Linked DNA regions of Mus musculus: region 2 is linked to region 1. The links are chromatin loops, found by intact Hi-C in ENCODE. Cell type or tissue: left cerebral cortex. All regions are shown on one strand.

Region 1 (8,000 bases):
TTTTAAAAAAATGATAAGATGATGAGATGAAGGAAGGACTAAAGAGATACTAAGTGGCTGGCACTGCTGCCCCTGAGAGGAGCAAGGTCTGCTCCCCAGCAATCACGCACACTAGGTGCTTTACCATGACCTACCGCTCGCTGCAGTGGATCTGACACTCTTTTGGCCTCTGCAGGCTCCTGCATACATGTGTGCACAAGCACACTGACAAACATATAAACAAAATAATTACAATAATAAAATAAATAATTACAATGACATCCTGTCTATTTTTCCTCAGATCAAGAGCCCATTTCAGCCAGGCAGTGGTGGCACATGCCTTTAATCCTAGCACTCGAGAGGCAGAGGCAGGCAGATTTCTGAGTTCGAGTTCGAGGCCAGCCTGGTCCACAGAGTGAGCTCCAGGACAACCAGGGCTATACAGAGAAACCCTGTCTCGAAAAAAAAAAAAAAAAAAAAAGCCCATTTCAAGCCAAAGCCCCTCCTCTTCCTCAGCAACCACAATGCCCAAGCGCATTCAGAGTCCATACACAAAAGGGTGAGGTTAGAGACGGGGCCTGAACCCGTCATTCATCTGCCCTCCTGCATGTTCCCAGGTGCCGAGAGTGACAGGTGCCACAAGTCAGGCCCGTTTTCACCACTGTGAGATACATGAAATAAAAGCCGTAAGCTGGGGTACAGTTGGGGATGGGACACATCCACTGCATGTGCCAGGCCCTGAGTTTGCTACAAAGCACCGTAATAAAGGATGCATGCATGGTCCTTTCATCCCACCACGGGGAGGCAGAGGCAAGTGAATGGCCTACTGAAAGGCCACCCTGTTCAACTCTGCTAGTCCCAAGCAATGAGAGGCAGTAAGAGCCTCTCGAAAAACAAGCAAGAAAAGAAAGAGGCCAGACATGGTGCCAAATGGCTTTATCCTAACATTTGGTAGGCAGAGGCAGGAGGATCTCTGTGAGTTCCAGGCCAACCTGGTCTACATTGTGAGTTCCAGGGCTGCCAGGAGTGCATAGACCCGGTCTCAACAAAACAAATAAAGCAAAATTTCCAAAAAAAAAAAAAAAAAAGGCATCTGTCCAGCAGACTGTTCAACCTTGCACACCACCATTCTTACTATTAATCATTATGCCTAAAGATTATCATTTCAAAGTATCTCTCATAATATTAATAATTTTACTTTCTGTCTCAACTTCTTTGGACATGCCGGTGAATCCCATTGGCTTATGCTTTCCTAATGCAACTGCAATGTTATTAGTAAATAAATATCAGTGGGCTGGAGAGATGGCTCAGCGGGTAAGAGCACTGGCTGCTCTTCCAGAGGTCCTGAGTTCAATTCCCGCACCACGTGGTGGCTCACAACCATCTGTAATGTCATCTTGGTGCCTTCTTCTCGTGTGTCTGAATACAGCAACAATGTACTCACATATATTAAATAAATAAATCTTTTAAAAATAAATAGATAGATATCAGCATTCGTTTTTGTTTTGTTTTTCAAGACAGCACGGTGACTCTTTATAGCCATGGCTATCCTGGAATTCCCTCTGTAGACCAGGCTGGCCTCCAACTCAGAGATCCATCTGTCCCTGCCTTCCCGAGTCCTGGGATTAAAGGCGTGTGCCACCTCTGCCTGGCGAAATGTCAGTACTCTGAGGAAAAATTATCATTTTGGTTTTTAAAGAAAGTTTAAATTTTTGCTGTGTTGAGCACGGCTTCCAGCACTTGTGCATGTCAGGCAAACGCTCTAACGCTGAGGTACATTCCCAGATCACTGGATGAACTTTTTAAATCTAGGTTGACATGGAATTGTAATGAGGATTGAACATGACCATAAGGTTGGGAAGGGTGGCATTTGCTCTGATCAGACTGAGGCTGGACAGGCTGGGAGCCCAGCCTTAGCAGCAAAGTGAGACACCATCTTTAAAAAAAACAAAAAGAGACAATAACCAAATAAAATAAAAAGGGGAAACGCACAAGTCTAATCAGTCAAAAATCTTAGCTAGTATTACTAGCCATTCTCCCTAAATCTGGATTTGCCTGACATCCTATTTTTAGTTCAGTGGAGACGATCTATACCAAAGGTATATTGGCCAGCCCTGGTCCATCTCCCTTCCTGTCTGAAGCCTTTCAGTCACTCACCTGGGCCAGCTGGTCCTCAGCCAGGACAGTCCCTCGCTCCTTATACTTGGCCTGTCAGACAAAAAGACCGGCATGAGTTGTGACAGTGATCGCCAAGGCTCCCATTGCGCTGCCACTGCCTTAGTATTAAAGATATGTCTTATGCAGTGACTTAACCAGCAGCCTCCTGACACTCCAATCACTCCTCCCTGGGCTCCGGAGAAACCTGTCTTCTACAGATTTAGGGGACTAGAACTCCATTCCGGGAGAATTCAGTGTCTCGAGGGCAGAGCAGGCTCCATCCCGGCTTCTTTCGCGCTCACCTCTGCGAGTTTCTTCTTGGCAATGGCGCCAGCTCCCACCCCGCGCCGGTGCATCCCCACCCCGGGCCCGCGGGCCGCCCCGCAGCCCCGACCCCAGCTCTCCGCGTCCCAGGTTCTGTCGCCAGCTCCCAACACGGAAGCCGGGTGCCGTGCGTCATTTGAGCGCGCCGGAAGTCTCGATATTCACTTCCTGCCGCGGAGTCGAGGAGTTTCTTGCAAGGGCCCCAGTCCCCGCCCTAGCTGGGGGCCAATTTCCAGGAAGTCCAGACGACATCGCAAACGCTAACCCCATGTCCTATTTTAATTCCCCATGCATCCTACCAAGGTGGGCTCCTGGAGAGCGACAGATGCTTCAGGGACATGACCAAGAGCTGTGTTGGCCATGGAAGGTGCCATTTTTTTTTTTTTTTTAGCAAGGGTCTCTCCATAACCATGGTTGGTTGGTCTGGAACTATGCAAGCCAAGCTCACTTCGAATTCAGAGTTCTCCTGCCTTTACCTCCAAATGTTGGGATTAAATGCATGAGCCACCAAACTCATGGGTGCTACCTTGAGCAAAAACCGAGAATAAAACGAAACCTTAGATTAACAAAAAAAAAAAGGCGGCAGCATCTGATAGTTTTGTGCCACGCACTGCACAACTTGCCTTGTTCTATACTTGTTCAAAACCCTCAAGTTCGTGAGTTGGTATTGTATTTCACAAGGGATTCGGGAATCTGCCTTAAATTACTTAACGTCATGAAATAGGACTAGCTATGAGTCAGACAGTCTGACTCAAATTTGGGTTTTTTGGAGGGGGCGGAGTGGGCTAGGGGGAGACAGAGTTTCTCAATGTAGCCTTGGCAGTCCTAGAATTCACTTGCTCTGTAGACCACACTGGCCTTGAATTCAGAGATCTTCCCCATCTTGAGCCACCATACCTGGCCCTTAGCTGTAAAATCTTAACCCAACTCAAGAATTTCTGCAGAGGAATTCAATAGGTAAGTTTGATCAAGTCAGGGTTTGTTTATTCCACCTAGCAGACAGGCTTACTGCATGAACTTCTAAATTTCTCCCTAACACAGGCAGTGTTGTGCCTAGTAAGAGCTAGTGGTGAGGTTTTAAATACAATCGTTATGATTAAAAACGATGTTTATAGACAGTCTTTTACAGTGGCTGGCTAGGAGGAAATACATTACACAAACGAAGGGAGGAAAACATGTAACTCTGTTTGAGACTTTGACACTCTCATCAGATATTCAAGATGCCACAAATGTAAATCCAAACTTTTCCTTTGCCTTCTTTTTTTTTTTTTAAGATTTATTTATGCCGGGCAGTGTCGGCAAATGCCTTTAATCTCAGCACTTGGAAGGCAGAGGCAGGCTGATTTCTGAGTTCGAGGCCAGTCTGGTCTACAGAGTGAGTTCCAGGACAGCCAGGTCTACACAGAGAAACCCTGTCTCGAAAAAAAAAAAAAAAAAAAAAAGAAGAAGCCGGGCGGTGGTGGCACACACCTTTAATCCCAGAGAAACCCTGTCTCAGAAAAAAAAAAGAAAAAGGAAAAGGAAAAAAAAAAGAAATTCAGAAGTCTTAAAAAAAATGTAAATGTTTTTAAATTGTATTTTTATGTATGTTTTGTCAGTGTGGATGTACATCACTTGTATGCAGTGCTCTTAGATGCCAGAAGAGGGCATCAGATCTCTTGGGACCAGATATATAAACAGTTGTAAAGTGTCTTGTCCATGCTGGGAATTGAACCCCAGATCCTTTGCAAAAACAGTCAGTGCTCTTTACCACTAAGCCATCCCTCCAGCCACCCCACCCCATAAATATACATATGATATATAATATAAGATATATGATATAAATTTTATTTCAAATTTCCTTTTGTTGTTGTTGTTTAACTATATTTGCCATGTGATCCAGCAGTTCTACTGGGAGGATTTTTTAAAAAAGATTTATTTATTTTATGTATATGTGAGTATACTGTCACCATCACTGTCTTCAGACACACTAGAAGAGGGCCTTAGGTCCAATTACAGATGGGTGTGAACCACCATGTGGCTACTAGGACTTGAACTCATGACCTTCAGAAGAACAGCCAGTGCTGTTAACTGCTGAGCTGTCTCTCTAGCCCTTTTGGTTTTTTGTTTTCTTTTTTCTTTTTCTTTCTTTTCTTTTTTTTTAATAAACCAAATCCACTCAGACTGCGTTCCCTCCCTCTCACCCTCCCGAAGGAGAGAAGAATGATCATCAATGGCAAGAGGCAGCTGCAATCAAGCAGCACCTAGAGCCGGCTTCACGCTCAGTAGGGGATGCTACGTCTCGTCCTCGTGGTTTCAGGTGCTCTACACAGTCAGAGAAACTTCTCTAGTAACGAACTATAGAAATGATCCCTGAAAGTATAGTCTTCCTTTTGTTGTTTTTTAAAGACAGAGTTTCTCTATAGTCCTGGAACACAGTTTATAAACTAGGCTGGCTTTGAACTCAGAGATCCACTTGCCTCTGGTGCTGGGTTTAAAGTCATGCACCATGCCAGGCAGTAGTGACCCATGCCTTTACTCCCAGCTCTTGGGAGGCAGAGACAGGCAGGTGGCAAATCTCTATGGTTCAAGGCCAGCCTGGTCTACAAAGCAAGTCCTGGACAGCCAGGGATACACACACACACAAAACCCTGCCTCAAAAAATTAATTAATTAATTAATTTAAATAAATAAAAAGAAAAGCCATGCATCACTCCAGGTTTCTTCCTTCCTTTCTTCCTTCCTTTCTTTTTAGACAAAGTCTAACTGTGTAGCCCTTGCTTGCCTTGAACTCACTATCATGAATCAGGCTGGCTTTCAGACTCAAAGACATCCACCTGCCTCTGGCTCCAGAGTGCTGGGATTAAAGATGTGGGCTGCCATGCCCTTCATCTTTATTTTATTTTATTTTGTTTTATTTTGAGACAAGTTCCACTACATCATCCTAACTCCAACTATATAGTCCAGCTTGCTCAAACTCTCAGCAATCTTCATGCCTCGTCTAACCCTACCATCCTTTAAGGCTTTGGTTCTGCCTCCTCACTCACTCTCATGCTGTATTTCCTGTTGCTCATCTTCTTGTTTATTGACATAGTTTTGGTTGTGTGTTGTGTGCACATGCACACACACACTAAACCTGCCTCCAGCTGCACCAGAAGAGGGCATCAGATCCCATTATAGATGGTTTGGCTTTGGTTGTGAGCCACCATGTGGTTGCTGGGAGTAGAGCTGAGGACCTCTGGAAGAGCAGCCAGTGTTCCTAAGCCAAGCCATCTCTCCAGCCCAACATAGTCTTTTTTCTTTTTGTTTTTTGTTTTTGTGTGTGTGTTTGTTTGTTTGTTTGTTTTTCGTGAACAGGGTTTCTCTGTATAGCCCTGGTTGTCCTGGAACTCATTATGTAGAGCAGGCTGGCCTCTAACTCAAAAATCTGCCTACCTCTGCCTCCCAAGAGCTGGGATTAAAGGTGTGCGCCACCACATCTGGCACACGTAGCTTTCTAATTGATGTAAAATGTGTGTGTCTGTGTGGATATACACAAGTTTGTGTGTGTGCCCTCTTTGGCCAGGAATGGATGTTGTGTCTTCTGGAGCAAGAGTTAGAGGCCATTGTGAGGCACTGGATGAGGGTTCTGGGACTGAACTCTGGTCCTCTCAGTCTTACCACTGAGAGGTCTCTCCAACCCACTTATTTACAGTTTTGTCCTCCCAGTCTCCGCTTAAATGACATGTTCTTACTCCATTCCATCTAGAAAAGACTTTTCTGTCTTTCTCCATGTGACTCAGCGTGCTGTGATTAGTAGTGTGTTCGTGTGTTTAAAGATCAAGGCTTGCTGGCACAAGTTGTTCCAGCAACTTGAAAGGCCCATGTAGTCGAAGAACCTTCTCCTATTGGGTTTATTTGCTTGCTTTTGAGACATGAGGACAGTTTCATGTAGCCAAGTCTGTCCTTGAACTCCTGATCCTCCTGCCTTCCCTTCCTCAGCACTGTTATTACAGGCTGGTGACTTTGTTAGCAATCAGGGCTGCCATTGTGTCTGTGTGCTTCATTGTTGTATACAGTGAGTTAGTCAGAATCCCTCTTGTCTATGTCGTTTCTAGTATGGTTGTAGGAGGCATAGAGGAATAAGTTGATGTGTCCCTTTTCCTTGGGAGGCATGGACACACCCAAGATACACATGGCTATGCCCTGCGAGTGCTCAGCTGACATTTGAATGAGTTTTCACCATGGACACCAAGGTTTACTTCAGCTTAAGGCTTTATTGGTTTGGTTCTCTCAGAGACTTTGGACCAGGGCGGAAGCAGGAGCCAAGCAAGCTAAGGTCAGAGTCCAGTCCTGCTCTGGGCTAGGTCAGTCACTGAGACCTGGAAGAAGGGGAGACAAGAAAAAAGAGGGAGGGAGTTACCAACTTGGAGTCAGCACAGCAAATTTATCCTGCTGTCCAGGCATAGACAAACCACTCCTATCTGTAAATGACCTTTCTCGGTGATTGATTAGTAGTCAAAATCTTTCACAAAAGTACCAAGACAGCACCCCCACCTTCTGACAGGGATTTGTCCTCTGAACTGGCTTGATCATGTTCTCTTGTCTATCTATCTGTGTATCTGTATCTGTGTGTGTACATCATATGCATGTATGTATACACATGTGTCTGTGTCTGTGTGTGTGTGTGCACATGCCTATAAGTACAGACCACAGGTTGATAGCCACTCTAATTTTTTAAAGACGTATTTCCTTTTATTTTATGTGTTTGTGTGTTTTGTCCACTTGAATGCATGTGTACAATGTGCATACAATGCCTATAGAGCTCCAAAGAGAATCCTCTGGAACTGGAGCTGTGGATGGCAGTTAGCCATCAAATAGGTGCTAGGAACAGAACCCAGGTCATCTGGAAGAACAGCGAGGGCTTAGCCACTGAATCATCGCTCCAGCCTTTGTCCACTTTTTTTTTTCTTTTAAGACAAGGTTTTCCTATTTTCTCTTGATGTCTTGGAACTCACTCTGTAGACCTAGCTGAGCTTAAATCACAGGAATCCGCCTGCCTCTGCCTCTAAGTGCTGGGATTAAAGGTGTGCACCACCATGTCCGGTCCAGTGAGCATTCTACCCAGTAAGCTCTCTTCTCCCTCTTTACCTTCTGGAAAGCACCCAGATTCCCTCCCTCCACCCCTCCCCAGCTCCCAGGAAGTCTGGGTGAGTTTGGGCTTCTGTGTTTTGAGTGGAGATCCTCTTCACCATAGGGTACATGGGTCACTCCACAGTATTTCGACCCTCACTCTGGAGCAGAACCTAGCTGATGGTCACTGAGACAAACAGTAGTTATAGAGCAGAATCATATGAACAAATAAGGGCTCCTATCCCTGGGAAAGGTGCCCTGGCCCAAGGGTCACGAGGGAAAGCTGAGGACAGAAAAGGCGGCCAGATGAGAAGACAGCCTAAACGAACAAGCTTGCAACACCCCCATGGCCCCTTTGCTCCCGACCTGAGTCGGCAGAGCTCTGTTTGGTCCACCATCCAGGCCAGTAGCTCTTGAATCAGAAGGTCTCTCAGCACATCATCATCACTG
Region 2 (8,000 bases), 200 kb after region 1:
GCAGTGGGAAGAGGGTGGGCTAGAGAGGGGTGGTACTCAGGGGGGACTGCTGCAGATGGCATAAAGAATACAAAAACAAACAAACCTAGAAGGCAAGGAGTTTAAGCACCTTGCCCAGAGGACCCCCAGCTCATGCTCAGAAGATCGCCAGCTTTGAATAAAACTGCTGACCTCCTGGTAGTTGCTCCAAAGGGCTAGAAGGCCAGACAGGGAGTGATGGAAAGGGAACACGGAAGCCCTGCAGTCTGCCCCAGAAGGACTCTCAATCTCAACCCTCTTTACTCTTCCCATTAGGCCCCTGACGTCACAAGCAGCCATTCGCTGGGCTCTTCACGCCCTCACTACTTAAATAGGACTCCCTGAGAGCAGAGAGCACCTCTCTTTCATCCCCCCTTCTCACTGTGGCACAAGAGAACAAGTCCCTTTGTCCCCCTTCACCTCCTTTATTGGTCTGAAACTCCAGAGAGGGGAAGGGCTTGGGTTTCCCTGGCTCTGCTTAAAAACATGGCTTTCTGTTCCATAAGGGCAAAGGGGAATGCAAGGGGGGAGGGGTGCGGGGGGGGAGGGGACGACTTTGGTGAAGTCCCTGGTCTCTTGCTGGAGTGCTAGGATTTTTCACACTCTCCGAGGTCAGTGGTCGGTTCTTCTACCTCGTTCTACCAGCAGGAGGCGGTAGTTCCTTCTGACTTTTTCTTCCTTTGGGTGGGTGGGGGGTGTCTGGTGGGCGGGGGTGGGGTGGGGGTGGAGAGGGGGAAGGAAGCAAGGCGCAGCCAGCGCAGCGGTAGTGTAGGGTTGCGTTGGCTGAAGCAAGATCAAGACCTAGAGCTGTCTTCTGAGAGCATCATAGGTCTGCCGCGAGGAATCTGGTACTGGCATGCGGATTGGGGGATCCTGAGTCCGTTTGAAAGACTGGGCAGAGGAGGTTATGCAGCCGGTACAGCAGCTAAAGTAAGTGGGAGATGTTCCTTCTCCCAACTTCCAGGAACCCGTTCCTCTCAGTTCGAGGGGCACTGCCTGCCTTCCAAGGGGTGCTCACCTCCCTGGAGGGAAGGCAGCAGAGCTGTGTTAACTGCATAGATAGGGACGGCTCTGAACCCCTGCTCCCAGCCCACAAGCAGACTGAATTCCAGATATGCCCGGAGGAGCATAGCAAAGCGAAAGGAAAGAGGAGGGTAGTAAAACTAGGTGATCCTAACCAATCCCCAGTCCCGTCCCTCCTCCGTCGGTTGTCCCGAGCACCCCTGGCAGGCGATGGTCTTCAACACATCTTCAGCACCTGTTGCAGATGTTGGCGCACATCGGCGGCTGTTTCCCAGGGCACCACGTGGGCGCGGAAGGAGCTGGGCTCAGCTTTCTGTGCCTCCTGGATGAGGCGGTGCATGGGGTAGCCGCGGCGCGGGAAGGCCACGTCCCCGCCCGCCAGCAGCCCCATGGGGCAAAAGTCATTTGCACCATCACCCACGTAGAAGAGGCGCTCGAAGTGCACGCCGTCGCGGGCCCGCTCACGCAGGTATTCGCTGAGCACCTTGTGCTTGCACATGTTGGCCGGGCAGCGCGAGCAGCTGTGCGTGTGGAAGGGCCGCAGCGTCAGCAGTCCCCGCGCGTCGGGCCCCGACGGGTTGCTGAGGATGCGGCGGAATAAACTGTGGTGGCCAGCGGCACGCAGGGCACTCTCCACACCGAAGGTGTTGGCATCCGAAATGAGAATAACCTCGAAGCAGGAGCCCTGTTTGGCTATGAACTGCAACAAATCGCCCATGCCTGGCGACAGGGGGATGGTCTCGTAGACAGCGCGCAGGTCCCGGGGCCGTACACCCTGCTCACCCAGGTACTTAAAGACTCGTTGCATGTACTCATTGTAGTAGCCCTCGCGATAGGTGGCACGCAGGCTCTCGGGCAGTTGCTGGCCTGGCGCGGCACGCACGATCGAGTCGTCGCTGTTCTCGTCCACGATGGTCTCATCGAAGTCGAAGGTGAGGAGGAAGCGAGGCGCGCCCGGCGCAGCCATCCTGCCGTCCTGGGAGCAGGGGGAAGAGGAGCAGGAGGAGGAGGCAAGCGAGAGGCGGCGCGGCGGGAGCCGGCCAGGGAGAAGCTGATTAGCGGGCCACAGCCAGGGTCGCTGGCACATCCAAGACCTGAGGAGGACCCAAGGCTGGTTAAGCAGGAGATGGAACCAATGTGCTGCCCACACCCCGCCGTCCCTTGCCTGTCTCTCAGTTAATCGTGCTGGGGTCGACGCAAGGGGGCCATACTAGTCTTGAAGCCAAAAGCTTCCTTGGCTTCGGTTTCTGCTGCTCTCATAGGATCCCTTAAGAGAGGGGATGACTCGTCAAGGATCACTCCTTGAGACTCCTCAACTGGGTTGGAGGTTTCTGGTGTCAGAGCAGAGTAGACAGCAGATTCATGTACCCAGGGGGAGCAGCCTCCTTTTCCCGTGATCCCCCTGGGATCAAGAATAAATGGAGGAGCCAGGCTCCTGGAAAAGCCATTGACATCACCAAGGCCGGGTGGGCAATGAGTCTCAGGTCTTTCCTGGGCCTGGATGCCAATAAGTGCCAGGCCTGGAAAGCCAAGTTCCTGAGCCTCCCTGGGCCTGGCCAGAGAGCTAGGTTTTAGCCCTTGAAATTACCAGGTAGGTATGCAAACCACACAAGACCCTGGGAGTCTCTTTGGGAGCTGCTGGGCCCTGTGCTAATGTGCTGCCCATGCTAATCACTTGCCAATTCCCTGGGAAGCACGTGCCAGCAGGTGGGGTTTCTGCCAGAGTCCGAAGCAAGCAGGCAACAGGAGAAGCAATGGGGCTTAAGGAGGTGGGAGCCCCCCTCACCAGGCCACGGCATACCTGGGAGACAGGTAGGGGAGGGGAGAGAGAGCGGCAGTGGCTAAAAAGGCAGAGGGAGGCAGGGGTGGGCAGCTATGTGAGGGGGTGTTAGGGAGAGGGTGTCTGGGATGAAGTCAGGCAGGGAGGATAGAGTAGGCTCCTGGAACATAGTGGGAGCTCTAGGTAGTCATGAGACTTTGGGTCAGTCATCTTTTGGGAAGTTGGCAAAGGGAAAACAGCTGGGGATGCAAAGGGAGTGAGTATTGGGGCACAATGAAAAGCAAGCATGCGGACACAGCAGGTAAGCCACCCAACTTAAGCATGTCCCTGTCACCTTTGTTTGCCAGCAGCTATAAGGAGGGAGACAGAGAGATCCTGTCCTAGAATATCCCTCCCTTGGCTTGCCTTTCTACCTTCCTGCATGCACTTCCCACCCAGTGCGGTAAAGACCAAAACAGAACCTGGTTTCCCACCACACATCCACACACCCCAACTTCTTTCTTTCTTTTTAAAGAAGGGGTTCCCTATAGCTCAGGCTGACCTCAGGCGTGCTTTGTAGATAAGCATGAACTCGAATTCCTGAGCCTCCTGGTTCACCTTCTTAGGGCTGGCATTAACAGAGTTCTACCAACCAAGTGACAGCATCCTAAGCCTCACCCACTCTTATTACTTCTGGGCCTGGCACACCTCATTTCAGAGTTGGTATTGGAGCTTGGCCACCTCTCTCCCTCAGAGAACTGTCTTCTCCACTTTATCCCTCCAGGAGTCACCCCTGGGGTTTTACCAGCCTGTGGAATCTCTGGCTTGGATCCCTGTTATATGAGACACCAGGATCCACAGAAGAGAAAATTTTCAGGGATCCATAGAGCTCCAGTGGAGAGGACAAATCTGAAGGGGGCTGAAGAGGGCTCCTCCTATCCCAGGGTGGAAAAGTAGGGGCTTAAGGCCTCATTCTGAAGGGCTCCACTTACCCTAGATAGGCATCGTAGTCCAACAGCTGGAAAACACCCGCTCATTGTCAGTATATTATCTTAACCACCACCTTTAGAAACTGTTGGTCTCCAGCTGTCATCCAGAGCTCCTGCGGGCGGGAGGGAATCCACAAAAAGTCCATACCTGTTTATTTGGAGTATGGTGGTGCAAGCCTTTAGTCCCAGCACTTGGGAGGCAGAGGCAAGTGGATCTCTGTGAGTCTGAGGCCAACCTGGTCTACTTAGTACATTCTAGGACAGCCAGGATACATAGAAAGATTCTGTCTCCAAAACAAAGTGCCTGCCCACTGGCTTCCCTTTCGCTACTGATCCCATCAGACTATTTCTTCCATCAAGCCCACGAGCAAAAGCAAACTCTTACATGTACACCGAGGCCACGCCCCTTGCTAACAGCACCCTTGGCTAGTTCCCTAGCTTACCGGAGGGTTTACAGAGGACACTGTTGGAGTTGTAGACAGATTAAGTAGGAGATTCACCCAAAGGTCACTCACTCAAAGTGGCTGAGATTTTTCAAAACCAGATCTCAGAGGCTGGTCTGGCGTGACCTTTTGCCCACACATGAGTCGTGGGGTGCATCACGGTTTACCAGTCACCTTTATTCCTGATCTCATGCATGGTTCATCACAGCCAGGAAGACAGAGAGCAGAGCAATCAACTCACTTCCCACAGGCTGCATTGCTTCAGCAGGGTGGTAGCTGGTTCATAAACACTTCACTACTGTCTAGAGGCTGAGAGCCCTGGGCCTGCAGGAGATATGAGACTCACCTCTGGCACTAATTTGTTCAGGGATCTCACCAACAGGGCAAGCTGAAATTTCCACGGGAGTTTCAGTGACTGGGTGGTGATCTTTTGGTTAGGACCTTCATTAGAGCATCTATACAGATACCATTTACAGCTTTTGGTGCCTCCCTACTCCCCTACCCCTCCACCCCTAGGCTATGAGACCAGAGGCCAGCCCCTTAGAATTGGAAAGATACAGCTTGGAATTGGAAAGATACTAGAGCAAAGATTAAAAAAAAAAAAAAGAAAAGAAAAAAAAACTAGGTGGCTGCTGCCCTCTAGTGGTAGCAATGGGTGGCACCGTAAACTCTTGACTCTCAAGGTGACACACTCCCTGACTATCCCAAGGCAGCAGAAGCCACTGCCTCCAGAGTAGACTAGGGAAGGATCAAGAGGACACAGCTTCTGGAACCCTCTTTATAGAGCTGACCACCCTCGCTTTCTCAGAGCAAAGCTTTTCAGTAGAGACAGGAAGTAGCTCTCAGTGTTCTCTATCCCCTCAAAGAACCTATAGCTAGTAACTGGAAAGAGGTTAAAGCTCACTAGCAAAAACTAGCAGTGCTCTGGGAGACAACATTATTGAGATAGTGAGAGAGAAAGGGGCAGGGATGGTAGACGAGGGAACCGCATGCAAGGGACATTGGGGAAACTGTCACCATTGGAATCCCGGCTGATATAACCTTTGTCCCAAGACAAGAGTTAGAGGTGATAGGTCAGAGGGTGCCACACCCATTGTAAAAGCAATCACAAAGAGAGGAACTAAGTGTCAGGCAGGGAGGGAAGCAAGGGTCAGATACAAAGATACAAACCAAACGGGTCACCAGCAGCCACACAGAACAACCTTCTCTTCTCTTCCTGCTTCACTCCCCTCGTCCCACAGTCAGGACCAACCCCAGGGCTTTGCAGATACTATACAGCATGCCCTTAACCCATTATCTTTGTATTTAATTTTGAGACAGGGTCGACCAACCTGGACAGCCTCCTGAGTTCAGAGATTCCAGGCATGTAATAAAAATACTCTTGATAAGATTAATTTTCATCTCTTGGAGGGGGTTAACTACTTGCCTGTCTTCCTTTGAAAGAATTATACCAGTCCCAATGCTGACAGCTGACAGGCTCTCACTACCTAACCTTGGCTGGCTTGCAATTCTCTCTGTAGACTAGGCTGGCTTTGAACTTAGATCCTCCTGCCTTTGCCTCCTAAACACTGGGATTAAAGTCCAGCGCCTCCACTCTGGTAATCTTGTCTTTTTCTCTGCAGAGCAGAAGGCCAGGTATTCCGGGTTTCTTCCCAAAAATTGACACAGCCTCACAGACACTTGGTCCTTGCCCCATTCACCCCTAGTTATTTTCTGGCTTCATAGCATAGACCAGTTGGCAGCTGGTGATGCAGGAGATAGGGGCAGAGAATCTGAGTTTGAGGCCACCCTGAACTACATGAAAATTCCTGTTTCAAAACAACTGCCATTAAAAAAAAAAGTCACTCACTTCTGACAGGTGATAAGCGATAAGTCCTGGGCAGTGCAGGGCATTGCCTTTAATCACAGCAGAGGCAGAGGCAGAGGCAGAGGCAGAGGCAGAGGCAGAGGCAGAGAGGCAGAGAGGCAGAGAGGCAGAGAGGCAGAGAGGCAGAGGCAGAGGCAGAGGCAGAGAGGCAGAGGCAGAGAGGCAGAGGCAGAGAGGCAGAGGCAGAAGCAGAGAGGCAGAGGCAGAGGCAGAGGCAGAGGCAGAGGCAGAAGCAGAGAGGCAGAGGCAGAGGCAGAGGCAGAGGCAGAGGCAGAGGCAGAGGCAGAGGCAGAGGCAGAGGCAGAGGCAGAGGCAGAGGCAGAGAGGCAGAGGCAGAAGCAGAGAGGCAGAGGCAGAGAGGCAGAGAGGCAGAGAGGCAGAGAGGCAGAGAGGCAGAGAGGCAGAGGCAGAGGCAGAGGCAGAGGCAGAGGCAGAGGCAGAGGCAGAGGCAGAGGCAGAGAGGCAGAGGCAGAGGCAGGTGAAACTAAGTTAGAGGTCAGCTTGGTCTACAGAGTGAGTTCCAGGACAGCCGGTACTACACAGAGAAACCCTGTCTAGAAAAACAAAGCAACAAAAAATTCTGTGTGACCACCAGAGTCCCCGTGGAGAACAGGACAGGACCTTTGAGTTTCTCCCACATGCTAGAGCAGCCAGGAGGCAAACTTTTGGGGGCTGAGGGAAGTCCTTTTCTAGTCTCATCTAAGATCAATGTTTGCAGCCCTGATTCCCTATCACAGCCCCTGCCTGCTCCTTTGATACAAATACTTTTAGGTTAGATCTGTGGGAAGTCGGGGTAGGGGTGTGTGTGTGTGTGTGTGTGTGTGTGCACTAACTTAAGTCTAAGCTTGAAATTCTCCTAATGGGGGAGAGGGTAGAGCCCATAGGAAAGTTTGGGGAGTTTTCCACAAGAAACATGCAGACTGAGAGTGGGGGTGAGCACTTAAAAACTGTCAAGCCCTCTCTGCTTCAAGAATAAGTATGCCCATCACTAGAAATTAGATCTGACAATTAAGCTAGGATTCCTGCCCCCAACACTCGCAACTTCACAAACTCCTTTCTTGTTCATTAACCCGTAATGGGCAAGGGAGGGGGTGCAGAGAGGTCCAGCTTACATCACACAGCATCAGAAATAGGATTAAAACTCAGGGATCTCTACTGCCTCTTGAAGAAATTACCTGAACTCCGGAGGCTCTGTATGTTCCCTGTCCTAGCTAGTCTGCGCCCCGGTGCCAGTGAGGAATCTGGGACTAGGCGTCACCTCTGGGGTCCCCTGCCTGGGGTGGACAAGCAGAGGTGATTCTTACTGGGTAGGGGCAGGGAGATGGCAGCTGCCGGTGGGGTAGCAGGAGAGATATTTTTAGAGGTGACTGGAAAGCAGGCACTCTGGCACACCCCCAGCTGGCGGGCGCTTCGCTCTAATGCGGGCGGGGGGTGCGTAGCTCGGGGAGAAGGAAGGACTTGTGGGTGGCGGGGAGCTATGACAGTCCCCGGAGATGAAGGGACACTGGGTACCATTAACCTGGGAAAGGAGGGGGTTCAGTTCTCTGCCCCTGGGACTACCCCACCACCAAGCACATGAAACACACTCAAACTACACACAGCCCCCACCCCAACATTTAGATCGCGGTCCTCCCGGAGCCCAAGACTCATGCGGGGCAGCAGCGGTCACGCTGTCTGTCCCAGCTGAGTTTGGAGTGGAAGTAGTGGGAAGGGGGCTACTTAAGGGATTTAGGGACAGGATGGAGCAAGGGGTGCTTACGGGATTTGGGGGGTACGCGGTCTTATCCACCCCCGGATTTCTGAGCTCCGGCTCACGAATCCCTCCAGCCCCGAGGGACTGTGGATGATGTGCTTCTGCTCCGTCCCTTCCACCTGCCCCCCATCCTCGGGGCCGCCGCCGC

The links. Peaks named below come from ENCODE experiments on the same cell type or tissue, not always from the same donor. Only the 100,000 strongest peaks of a DNase experiment are listed, where the experiment ranks them.
Region 2: it touches region 1 in a loop (2.6-fold over the local background); 3 of 42 quality-filtered maps call a loop at or near these places.

The regions. Positions count from the first base shown.
Region 1 is chr11:96,029,506-96,037,505 of GRCm38, reverse strand. It overlaps Gip (gastric inhibitory polypeptide), which reads right to left. Exons shown (of 6, transcript NM_008119.2): 5 at 7,917-8,000; 6 at 6,678-6,799. The coding sequence ends at 6,790. It overlaps Snf8 (SNF8, ESCRT-II complex subunit, homolog (S. cerevisiae)), which reads right to left and starts at 2,621. Exons shown (of 8, transcript NM_033568.3): 1 at 2,439-2,621; 2 at 2,137-2,187. The coding sequence starts at 2,492. It overlaps Gm24949 (a small nucleolar RNA gene), which reads right to left and starts at 4,828; the gene lies at 4,614-4,828. In left cerebral cortex, a CTCF peak has its summit at 4,082 (motif pointing right); DNase peaks (open chromatin) are centred at 2,616 and 3,221; H3K4me3 peaks cover 1,670 bases; H3K27ac peaks cover 797 bases.
Region 2 is chr11:95,824,568-95,832,567 of GRCm38, reverse strand. Phospho1 (phosphatase, orphan 1) reads right to left here. Exons shown (of 3, transcript NM_153104.3): 1 at 7,859-8,000; 2 at 3,793-3,902; 3 at 428-2,017. The coding sequence starts at 3,837. The coding sequence ends at 1,259. Abi3 (ABI gene family, member 3) reads left to right here. Exons shown (of 8, transcript NM_025659.4): 8 at 1-2,496. Among named protein-coding and RNA genes, the nearest start is that of Phospho1, 4.1 kb to the right of the region's middle. In left cerebral cortex, CTCF peaks have their summits at 646 (motif pointing right), 4,683 and 4,884 (motif pointing left); DNase peaks (open chromatin) are centred at 2,028, 4,621, 4,883 and 7,503; H3K4me3 peaks cover 1,269 bases; H3K27ac peaks cover 823 bases.